2 separate regions of the Homo sapiens genome follow, and region 1 is linked to region 2. A link is an interaction called in ENCODE POLR2A ChIA-PET data of the cell type or tissue named here. Cell type or tissue: A673. All regions are shown on one strand. Links, peaks and the distances in the headings refer to the core of each region. The heading gives the core; the rest is flanking DNA.

Region 1 (9,903 bases), core at 4,541-7,040, 110 kb before region 2:
AACTGAAGGGCCCTTACCTTTCAACCTCAAATCCTTCAGTGATTATTCTGGGATGAAGGCCTTCAGAAATGTAGAGGTTGGCCTGTTTCAGTAGCTCTCTAATTATTAGGACATTGTAAGTCATACCATCACCCGTTATATCATCCTGAGCTGTTGCTACTTTTGCTATTAAGAATGCATTTAATAGCATTTGCATTTCGTGAATTTGCATTTTGTGAAGTGGCACATGGCTGTCTTTAGTAAGCTTGATGTGTCCAGCACAGAAACAGGCATCCTCATGACGCCCTTGGGTCCCAGGTTGGTCCTCAGTATGTCCTGTAGCCCCTGCACCACACTGATGTTGAGCACCAAAACCACCTGCACTTGGGCCACCTCAGCCTTGGGGTTCTGGGTCTTCCTGGCAGCCATGGCTGCTCAAGAGGAGGAAGAGCAAAAGACCTGTGCTGAGATCCCAGAGCCAGCACAGGCCGTAGAAGACCCGGATAGTGGCTCCCATTAACCGGGTCTTCTGAAGATTTTTAGTGTACTTAAAACAACCTCATGTTGGGAGAAGACGCCATCTAGAACTTTCATCAAGAGCAGAAGTCAATTCCTAGTTTCAAAGCCTCCAAGGATAAGCTGACTCTCTTGTTAGGGGCTAATGCAGATGGTAACTAAGTTGAAGCCAAATCTCATTTGCCATTCTGAAAATCCTAGGGTCCATAAGAAGTATGCTAAATCTACTCCGAAGATGTGACTCTATTGCTGCAAGTTCATGATAGAACTTGAATGGGTGAAGAGTTTCTTCTTATGAATGAGCCAAAAAGAGTGTTTTGTTTTTTAAAGATGGAATCTACTCCTGGTGGACATGCTGTAAATATTGTGAAATGACAGCAAAGGATTTAGAATATTACATAAACGTAGTTGATAAAGCAGTGGCAGGGTTTGGAGGACTAACTTCAATTTTGAGAGAAGTTTTACAGCATCACACACTACAGAGAAATCTTTTGTGACAAGAATGTTCTTGAGTCAATCAATGGAACAAACTTTATTATTGTTTTATTTTAAGAAATCCTCACAGCCTCCCCAACCTTCAGCAACCAGCACTCTGATCAGTCAGCAACCATTAACATCGACGTACGATCTTACACCAACAAAAAGATTAGGACCTGCTGAAGGTCCAGGTTGACGGTTAGCATTTTTTAGCAAGAGTATTTTTATATAAGATGTATGTACATTGTTTTGTTGACATAACGCTATTGCACACTTAATAGACTATAGTATGTCATAAACATAATATTTATATGCACAAGAAAACCCAAATTTTTGTGTGGCTCACTTTATTGCAAAATTCACTTCATTGCGGTGGTCTGGAACTGAATTGCTAGTATCCATAAGGTATGCCTGTATTGGAAAATCATTTGAAAGCCAAGTTTTAGCATAGAGCACCATTGGAATAGTAAGCCAGAAAGGTCTATAGGAATTGTCTCCATCCAATCTTTGTACCTCAGAGATAGAGGAAATGAAGTCCATGGAAGCAATTTAATTTGTCTATGGTGACTCCTCAACTTAGCAGCAAAGCCCAAGCCCCCAATGCTGTTTCAGTACACTTCACTATCTCACACAAAGTGGGTTAAAACCTTACTTTGCAAATTAAAAGCACATTCTCATCTGATAACATGCTTCTGACATTGTGATTGGAAAAGTACAAACACACACAATGAAAAGAATGACTTTTCAGATTCTCCAGATTCTTTTCTGATAGTTTAGCTATTACATGTAGATAATCTGAAACATTAAAAGAAACAAAGAATATAATTCACCCAGGGAGTAGATTATGCCAGACTCTTAAAAAAGGAATTTAAGTTCTGAAGAATAATTATGAAGTGTCAATCAATTGGCAGTAGTAGGAAGAGCATCCCTGGCAGAGAGAATAGCATAAGCAAAATCCTTAAAGCAGGAAATCTCTCAGCACTTTTTCAAATGAAATAAAACAATTATGATTGGAACATAGTGAGTGAAGCAAAAGCTGATGTTGAAAAAGTGGATAAACATCAGCCTATTCTGGACTTATGGACCATGCTGAGGAATTATATTTTACCTTTTACTGTTATAGAAAAACTTTAAAACATCTTAAGCCAGGAAAGGGGATGATATAAATTTTAGAAAAGACTCTTCTCAGTTCCATATGCATTATTTGTAAGAAGAGATGAAGAATGGAGGTGAGATCATCAGGTAGGAGGTTTATTGTGATAAGCCAAGAGAATACTAGTGATTATTTGAAGACTAGAAAGGTAGCAGTGGAGTTGGAGAGGAATGCACAGACTTGAAGTTAATTTTTGAAGTAGAACTAACAGATTTTGAACAAGCTTCTCTGGTTAAAGAGACTAAAATCTTTACTCAAAAATTATATAATCAAGTAATATTGCTTACTTGATTATATAATTTGATATACCTCTTTTATTGATTCCTTCTTCATTTATATAGACCAAAAACTGTCAGATCCTCACAAACTGTCAGGGAAGCTATTATCTAGGCTTTATTTTGTCCCCAGGGCACACATCTTCTTTAGTCAGTGTCTATAAAATCCACCTTCCCCACATTCAGATTCTTATTTATCCACTCAACAGTTGTGAGAACATGGACAAGTCATAAAACCCTTTAAACTCATTTCCATGAGGAAAAGAAAACACTTCCCACTAGTCTCCCCCATCTTAATTTGTTATTTGCTCTGAGGCTTAGTAAGATAATAGGGACATCCTAGTTTCCAAAAAAATTAAAAGCCCTTTTATCACATTTCTCCCTTAAACACACACACACACACAAACACACACACACACATTTAAAACCACTAAAGAGATGTTTTAAGACACAAATATACAAGGACAATATTGGAAGAGACTTTTCTTTCAACCTTACCAGTCTAAGGAGAAAGACTAACATCATATCAAGAATTCAAGCAAGTCTCCTTACGGGTAACAAGCCAAGCCAAGCACTCAGAGAATTTAATCCACTTTTGGATCTGATTCATTAGAGGAAATGGGCTGAGAGAGGTGGCTCACACTTGGAATCCCAGCACTTTGGGAGGCCAAGGCCGGTGGATCATGAGGTCAAGAGATCGAGACAATCTTGGCCAACATGGTGAAACCCCGTCTCTGCTAAAAATACAAACATTAGCTGGCCATGGTGGTGCATGCCTGCAGTCCCAGGTACTCGGGAGGCTGAGGCAAAAGAATCACTTGAACCAGGAGGCGGAGGTTGCAGTGAGCCAAGATCACACCACTGCACTCCAGCCTGGTGACAGAGTGAGACTCCATCTCAAAAAAAAAAAAAAAAAAAGAGGAAATGACAACTGCCAAGGATGGACAAATGTCCGAACGTCACCTCTAATATAAAAGATATAGACAGAAATACACAGAATAAAAAACAACTTGGAAGGAACAGAGCTTGTGTGAACAGAAAACAGAAAGAACTTTAGTAAAACTATAATTTTAATCTTCAGAGAAATAAGAAAAACATTTCAGCCAGCCATGAAACAAGAAGTGCTATAACAAAATCAAAGTACAAAAACATGTAATAGTAGAGGTGAGGAACTCAATAGAAAATTTGGAAAAAAAAAACAGGTTTAGGAAATGATGAAAATAGAACAGCAAGTTGAGAAAATAGAACATGGGAAAAAATATTAAAAATTACAGAATGAGTTCAGGAGGTCCCACATATAAGTGAGAGGACCTCTAGAAATAGAACAAAAAAAGAAAGAAAAGGAAATTACTTATAAAATATAAATAAATATAGTATATAGTATATAAATACTAACTGATATAAGTGGAATAAAACACATCCAAATTGAGCAAATACAAGAACATAGGATGCAAAGAGAAAAATCTTACAGCCTTCCAGGAAGAGAAAATAAAATTAGATATCATATGTAAGACTGGGATTCAAAGTGTCTCTGTAGTTCTCAAAAAAACAGTGCTTGAGCAATGCCTTCAAAATTTTAAACTAAATAATGAAAAACCTAAAATTTTAATCTAGACTAATTAAAAATCTGATAATATAATGAAAACATTTTAGTTTAGTTCACAACGTAAAGTTCATGAACCATTGCTCAGAAAGCTTCTGATTTTGCCTTTCACTTCAATACAGGATCTAGCGGATCTAACACAGGGGACAAGTAAGGGGAATCCTCAGGGTTATGCTGAAGGGCAATTCCAGATGACAATTGAACAGACGTAAAGAGCAACCAGTTAGATTAAGCAGTGTGACCCAAGAAACAGATATGCTAATGGCTATTACTACTAAGAATCCTTCAGCTCTGGGATACCTGGCTCAGGTTACTATTAACCTGGACCATATGCTGATGAAGTCCCCACTCTTGCTTCTATGCACTGTTGTCAGCTGAGGACATTCACTCTACCATACTGAAATTTTCTGAGAGCTGGAAGTTGGTCATGGTGAGCCTAGAAGAAAAAACAAATCAAACCATCCCACTCTCGAACCATATTCATGCCAGATATCCAGTATTCGGCTCACTTTATAGATCTGTCAGATGCCTGACTGTGGAGCTTTCTATAGCTCCCTCGGCTCATTCACTACCTTTCCCATTTAATTCTCCAAAAGAAATTCTTATAACTTCAAAAGGAAGCTGAAAAATATGCTATGATCTAAAGACTCTACCTAAACTATTTTCTACTAGGATCCTTGTTCTGATGACAACGCGGCTTTTCTTACAGAGTCTTTGGTGTTTCCCACTCAGTTTTTCTATGTATAGATTTCCATATTTATTTATATATAAATAATTGAAAAATAATTTTAAAATCAGTAAGAAAAAGAGACGCAAGATGTGTGATGCTTAGCATAGTGCCTGATACCTAGTGAAGTTTCAATATATCACAAGTACAATTGTTCAAATTTTATGTAGTCCTTAAATTTCTTGGATTTCCATGAAAGCTCCTGTTTGCCCGCTCACACCAGTGCCTAAAGGCTGAATGACCAGTGAACTTTTCTTGGCGTTTCCAACTCCCCTCTAGACCTTCACGTTTTCAGTTCTTATAATATTGGATGAGGTCTAGTTTTTATATTAAATCCCTTATTCACATGATACCCACAATGGCTCTGTTTCCCTGACCAATAAAGTTGTGATAATGTGCTCTAAGGTCTCTTCCAAATCTGACATTCTATGATTCTCTTAATTCCATCCCATATGATATTATATGATTTACGTATATCTCAGTAAATAGCAAGGAGCAGATTCAGGCCCATTCATTCATTTTCAGCAGACAACAAGGAAGTTCAGCCCACTGTAAGTTTTCATGTACTTCCCAGAACACCAAGAACTGAGTTCTCAGATTTCCAATATATAACCAATAAAAGAGTTTACAATGACTGCGTACGAATTAAATAGGCACACAGGCTTACCTGCATAACAGTATATATTTACAGCACATGTGCTTAAAATAAGTTAAATAAGAAATAACAACCCCTTCTATTCATGCTGCTTAAGTATACAAAGACAAAATGCAAACTAAAGATTTGTACAATGACTAAGGCCGAGCTGTCTCCACCCATCAACTCCTTCCCATTAATCCTCAATTGTTGCAAAAATATTTAGCTTGTACCCGAAGGAGAACAATATCTCAGAAACTATTCCAAGACAATAAATCAAGAAAGCTGGTTTGTTCACATTTTTTCTTTCTTTTTTTTTTTTTTTCTTTTTTTGCCATTCTTGAGGTAAACCTCCCACAGAGAAAGTTATGCCATGCAAGGGATTCAGCATAATGAATGAAAATATATTTGTCACCCATGGATTCTTTTCTGTGGCACAGTTCCAATCCACAATCCTGGACAGAAAAAAAGTGTGTGCTTGTGTGTGTTTGTGTGTATGTGTGTTGTATGGTTTCTTAACTTTATAATTGCAGCTGTTCAAACATTTATCATTTTATGCTACAAAATAAGGAATTCACGGGAGCACAGAGAAGCAGCATATTCTTCCATCAGTTTAGCATTTGTTCTGGGATTTAAACAAAATTAATTAAGAATGCATGTGGTTTTCATGTAAACTAGTCTGGCTCCTCCAAATAAATCCAAGAATTATTCTTTCTTTGCAACCTTCTTCTGCTGAAACCCTTACCAATCCACCTTTACATGCCACTTTAGCTATGAAAGTTATTTTACAGTTTAAAAATGCTTTTATATACATAAAATAGGGCAGCAGAATATAGGAGGAAGAGACACTGCCTTTGGAGTCCGAAGATCCTTACCATCTGTGCAACCAAGTGGGTGGGACAGTGGAGGTGGGAGCCTCCACTATTTTGAACCTCAAGTTTCTTGGAAAATTTCTGTCAGACTTAGATGAGATCATTCATGTGAAGTTGATTTGTGAAAGGTCTAGAATGAGACAAAGAAAGAGTATTAAATCAAGAGGCGTGCAGTCAATTTGCATTTTATAGATGACGATCAGCCATTAAATGGTCCACTAAAAATTAAACAGAGGCATGTCAAAACGAGAAATACAAAGTCTTGGCTACAAGTGCAATATTCTCTCCACTCCATCTCACTGCCCCTTGTTATTTTCCTCTCCTTTTCTTGAAATCTTTTTCTCCCTGGTATAGACTACATCATCTAAAGTAGAAATGATAAAAAAGAGCATGCGATTGGAATTTAAACTTTCTGAGTTTAAATCTGAGCTCGCTCGCTCTCTCTCTCACTTGTTTTGTGACTTTTGAGTATATTAACTTCTCTTTGCCTCAATTTTACCACCAGTAAAATTAAAATAAAATTGGCATCAACATCGTAGTGCTGTTTTGAAGATTATACGAGCCAGCAAATGTAAAGTACTTAGAATCATGCCTGGTAGGTAGAAAATATTCAACAAATGTTAAGTGTTTTTATGTAAATGATCCTATAGTGTCACCATGTTAATGTGATCTATTGTGCTGGCTTTGCCATAATAGTCAAAGCAACATCACTCATACCTGGTATGCTTAAAGCACTGGTGATGAGGCAGGAATAATATGAGTAGGATTATGTTGTATTTATTGTCAGAAACTGAGCAGAATATCTTAAAAGAAGTTCCAGCTTCAAAATGTACAACGCCATTTAATGCTATTGCTGGAAAGTCCAGAATATATGGAACAACCATATTTGAATAAAGGCATGCTGTTTTAGTCCATTTTCTGTTGCTAAACTGAATACCTGAGACTGGGTAATTTGTAAAGGAAAGGAATTTATTTCATACAGTTCTGAGGTTGGGAAGTCCAAGGGCAAGGAAGTGTATCTGGTGAAGGGCTTCTTGCTGGTAGGACTCTGCAACGTTCCAAAACAATGCAGGGCATCACATGGTGAGGAGCCAAGTTTGCTAAATGGGCTTTTATAACAGATACACTCTTGTGATAACCCATTAATTCATTAATCCATGAATGGATTGATCTATTCATGAAGGCAGAGTGCACATAACTCAATAACCTCTTAAAGGCCCCACCTCTTAATACTGGTACATTGGGGAGTAAGTTTCAACATGAGTGTCAGAGGTGACAAACTCAAACCATAGCAATGTACATTACTTATTTCTTTTTGGTTAAAACTGTAGAATCTTTGAAAGGGCTAGGAATGACTAGAAAATATACTAGATCAACTATTTTCTATGCTTAGACAGAATTATTTGGAAGCTAATTAGTAGAAGACTCCTTTGATATATATATATAGTAAGTGGGGTACACCAGAAACACAAATCCTAAAATGTCAGGATGTAAAGGGAATTTGGGGTCACCCCTCTCCCCATCCCACTCAATAAATAACTTTCCTCTCTAACATTTCCTATAAGCGATCTGCTAGCCATTATTTAATGTTTTGAGAGACAGAAAAATTCTCAACTACCAAGGAAGCCACCTTACCACCTGATAATTTAGACTTTTGAATGTTTTTCTTTACTTTGAACACAATTTTGTTTCATAGTAACTTCCATACAGGAACTAATTCCTAGTGCAAAAAGAATGATAATATTCTATAAACAATAAGGACTATGAATACGTACTATAAAACTAAAGTTGTGGCTGGGCACAGTGGCTCATGCTGGGAATCCCAGCACTTTGGGAGGCTGAGACAGAAAGATCACTTAAAAATCTTCCAGGACATTGAGATCAGCCTAGGCAACATAGTGAGACCACATCTCTACAAAAAATGAAAAAAAAAATAGCCAGGCATGGTGGCACATGCCTGTAGGCCAACCTACTCGAGAGACTGAAGTGGGAGGATTGCTTGAGCCCAGGAGGTTGAGGCTCCAATGACCTGTGATCACACTAAAACAAGTTATTATTGGTAAGCATTCTAAAATCACCTATATTTAGGTATCATAGTAATACTCCTGAAATTAGACATCTCAAGCTTCTTGTCATTTTCTATCGGTTTTCACACTAAGTATGATTCATTCCCACCCTCATTTTTTGGCCAAGTACCATAGGTGAGGCATCTATAGGACCAACTCACACTTCATCTCTGAGCCCACAGTACGTTTTGAGTAGACATTTATTCCCTAGTGATCATTCATCCATGGATGAAATATTTGCTTCTATTTTACCCCACTCTGACCTACCTTTTCATTACTATTCACAGTATTTCTGGACAAATTTAGCTAAGTGTCACTTTCAAAAACGAAGTTTTTATGGCATAAAGGATCTTGCAGCACAGAGAAAGTTGTAAGGTGACACTTCAGTGAGAAAGATTTAATAACAAAGTAAGCCTCATTCAGTCCTGACCCCATGAGCATGTTCTCGTGCTTCTTAGCTCAGTAACTTCCATCTTATCTTTAGGTATGTTTTGTCTCTCTTTTTCTCGAGTTGAATGCATAGTTGATTTACTTTCAATCATTTTTATTTTTTAATTAATGTATTTACGGCAACATAATTTCTTCTAAATATTGCGTTGGCCTAATCTTACATATTTTCATATATGCTGCTATTGTATGTTCAGCAAATAATCAACATGTCTCAGAGATACAGCCAGCATAGCTGGCACGCCATGTAATTGCCTATAATTGTAGTTTTCAATCCCTCTTTATCCAAAGTTTTGCTTTTTAGTTGTCTTCTTTTTATATTTTCCAAGTGGATCATCTTCATCTGTCTACCGTTTTGCTGTTAATTTCTTACTATCATCACATTATAGTCAAGAAATCTGATCTCTATTATTTTTCACTTTTTAAAATATACTGAAATTTTGTATTTCTGTGGGTTGCAAAAATCTCCACTTTTTTTTTGACTGGCTCTGCCTTCTAGTTTAGAAATTTCGTATTCAGCTGTGTTCATTCTGCTATTTTGGCCCATCTGTTTTTTGTTTCTGCATTTGTATTTTTATTTTTGAAGTCTTATTTTTCTTTCAAAACAGTCTGATCGTTTTTATGAATGTGGTATCCTCAAAAAAATTTAAAGGACAATAATTATATCTAGGGTTATTCTGGTTCCTAACTTAAGACTTAGAGTTTAATTATTTGCTTTTTTTGATGTACAACTTTCTTAGTTACTCATATTTGAAATCCTAATTGGCAAATATTGGCCAATGAATAATTTTTCACTCCAATTTACATTTTTATTGCTGTAAAGATAAATCTGTACATGTAAATCGTAACTCTTTGTGGCTTTAAAGAAAAGGTTGGTCAGAGTGAAGGTCTATTGGGAAGCTTATACCTATGGGTGTTGCCATGTCTGCATTTAAAATCTGAAACTACTGCAGCTATCTTGCAACCATGGGGACAAAGCCAAGACACCAAAGATGTCAGATTGAAAAGGTTAAAAGGCTGTAGTTTTTAATGTTATTGCTGTCACTGAATAAACGACCCTTGAGATGTCATATCTATGGATTTGTTATTAGTTATCGTAGTTTTAACACTTTTATATAGACTAAATTACCTTGTCCGTAATTACAGCCAAATCA
Region 2 (2,500 bases), core at 1-2,500:
AAATAAGTGTCATGTTAGACCCTGAAAATCTTTATAGCCCTGGGCAATAATTAATAGTAAGATAGATGATGAGCGACATGTAGATTTTTCTTTTGTAAAGTAGGAGAATGCCGATTGGGAAAGAGGAAATAAAAAAGGAGAGCTAACATAACATTTTAACGGCAAGCATATACTCAGACCAATTTAGGAGGAATTATAAAATGGATTTTTAGTGATCACGAGAACAGACTATGGTAGAGACTGTCTATATGCTCATTAATTCTGTTCTCCTTGACTCATGTGAAAACTACTTCTCTTTGGTAATTGGGTTGGGGCCATGTGAATTTCCTCTGGCCAGTGAAATGTGGGCAGAAATGCTGTAGAGCCTGAAATCCCCAGCATAATCTCTGATGCTCTCTTTCCCTGAAATGGAGGCCCTGAAGTCCAGAAACTGTTGAAAAGGTAGCATCACAGGATGGGAGGAATCTGGATTCCTGCCACTGCTCAGAGCAGAGCTGTTCAGGAATGCCACTTGACTTTCAAGCGGCTGTGACATGAGTGAAAAATAAATCTCTATTGTCTTAAGTCACTGAGATTTGTGATAGCAACTAGTACTGCCTATCTTGATTAACAAAAAAAGGAAGGTAGAATTTTCCTTTCATAACATAAGTTAATAAATCAAGACCAGACACTTTTTAAAAAAGCATTTGTTCCTTACATACTAAAATTTGAATACAAGTCAATCACCAAGATTTCTGGCCCAATCCATCGGCTTAATATGTCTTCAATTAAATTCAATACATTTTTAAAGGGAAAGGAAATAATTATACCTGCCATGTATCTCCCTTACATGATGTTTCATGGACCAAATGAATATGTGTGTAAAGTGAGTCAGCCTCCTGTACCACAGAGCCTGAAAATATATGTATTAGCATTCATAAACATTATTATTATTGAGCTTTTTCTTTGGGATATTTGCCCATTTGAAATTAGTTCTGTGAGTTTTTAAGTTCTCTAGACAGCCACCTGAGCGCATTTTGTCAGAGCTTTTTATATTATTCAATGAACAAATAAAAATAAAATCTATGGCAACAGGCTGGAGTGTCATGTAATACCAAATTAATTATATGATTCACTGCAGGCACCAGCCTCAGAAAAGACAGGAAAAGGCTGTTATGCAAATACATTTGTCTCTAATAACAGCAAAGGGAATTTAGCAAATTACTAGCACAAGAATTCCTTTTTTGTTTATAATGTCCCTTCTTATTCAGTTTACTCCACAGTGGAAGTCCTCTCTAAATTGGCCTCTCAACATGGGAGAACCACAAAGTCATCATTCCTCTCAGCCAAAAGGGTTTCTTAAGGCTGAGACTTGGTGGCACAGAGGACTAATGGAAATGTGCAAAGCTTTGCAAAGCCAAGTCACTGGAAGATCCAACCCACGCTCCTGACAGCAATTAGCATTTATATAGCAGGGTATACGTTTTAACTAATTAATCTCACAACACACTCTAGGGCTTTCATGCCCATTCCCACATTACATGCCAGGAAACGGAGACAGAGAGATTAATTGACTTACTTTTGCCTGAGTGGTAGCACAAAAAAAAAAAGCTGCCTGACTATAGAGCTAGGATGTTTGTCCCAAATGTATCCTCACACATTCAAAGCAGAATATTTTCCACAGAAAAGCTCTTCATATATTTGTATTCATTAAATATTTATTGAGAACCTGCTATGCGCAAAGCACTATGCTAGGTGCTGGGGTAGACAGACATATAAGTATAAAAAATCAGGAAACTCAGGTATAGAAAAGAAAGAGCAAAGATTTGAATTTTAGGAGACCTAAAGTGGAATTACTTTCCATAGTTAATTATTTTCCATGTGCCACTTAGTTGCCATATGGCCTTGGACAAAATGCTTCTCTTAAACTAGTCTCTGCATGTACACCCTGCCTATCTTACAGTGCTGTGTGAGAGTTAAAAGTCCTAGCATGCAAAACGAGCTCAGTACGTATTAGCTGAACCTGTATCAGAAAATTCCCATCAGAAAATTAACAATCTTCACAAAAGAAAGACATAGAAATAGAGTTAACTGAATGAAATCAACCAATTGTCATAACAGGTTTCTAAACAGAAGCATAATAATATTAAATGCTATTATATTATATTGTGCTACATTTTATATTAATTCTATTACTGTAAACAGGGCGGAGGGTGGAGGTGAGAGTCTTGAGATTTGGCTGAGACCAGAACCAGTCCCCTTTTACATTCCAAACTAGAAACCAATGCGGATCAGGCCACTTAGAAACTGTCCCATCTGCGTGTGCTAGTAGTCCTATCTAAGCCTGAGGCTAGAGACTAAGTCAAACAGGAACGCTGGTTTGACGTTAATTTTGGTAGTTTTGCTAAAGTTTGTTTTTCTAGTGGTATGCTTGGGTCCTCAGGAAATATTAACCTGGGACTGAGATAAAGAGAGAACTGAAGGTAAGAGCAAACTGGTTAAGTTGGCTAGCAACATTAAA

What was found. ChIA-PET counts read pairs that join two places held together with the same protein. Peaks named below come from ENCODE experiments on the same cell type or tissue, not always from the same donor. Only the 100,000 strongest peaks of a DNase experiment are listed, where the experiment ranks them.
Region 1: POLR2A ChIA-PET joins it to region 2 with 5 read pairs; 2 of 35 experiments call an interaction of 5 or more read pairs at or near these places.

What each region holds. Positions count from the first base shown.
Region 1 is chr3:190,705,316-190,715,218 of GRCh38, reverse strand. It overlaps the pseudogene CCT6P4. Among named protein-coding and RNA genes, the nearest start is that of LINC02013, 11 kb to the right of the region's middle. In A673, for the core only: no CTCF peak of the experiment used is centred there; a DNase peak (open chromatin) is centred at 5,628; H3K4me3 peaks cover 659 bases; H3K27ac peaks cover 1,217 bases.
Region 2 is chr3:190,595,443-190,597,942 of GRCh38, reverse strand. All of the region lies in intron 3 of IL1RAP (interleukin 1 receptor accessory protein), which reads right to left. Among named protein-coding and RNA genes, the nearest start is that of IL1RAP, 83 kb to the right of the region's middle. In A673, for the core only: no CTCF peak of the experiment used is centred there; DNase peaks (open chromatin) are centred at 462 and 1,402; H3K4me3 peaks cover 1,526 bases; H3K27ac peaks cover 2,500 bases.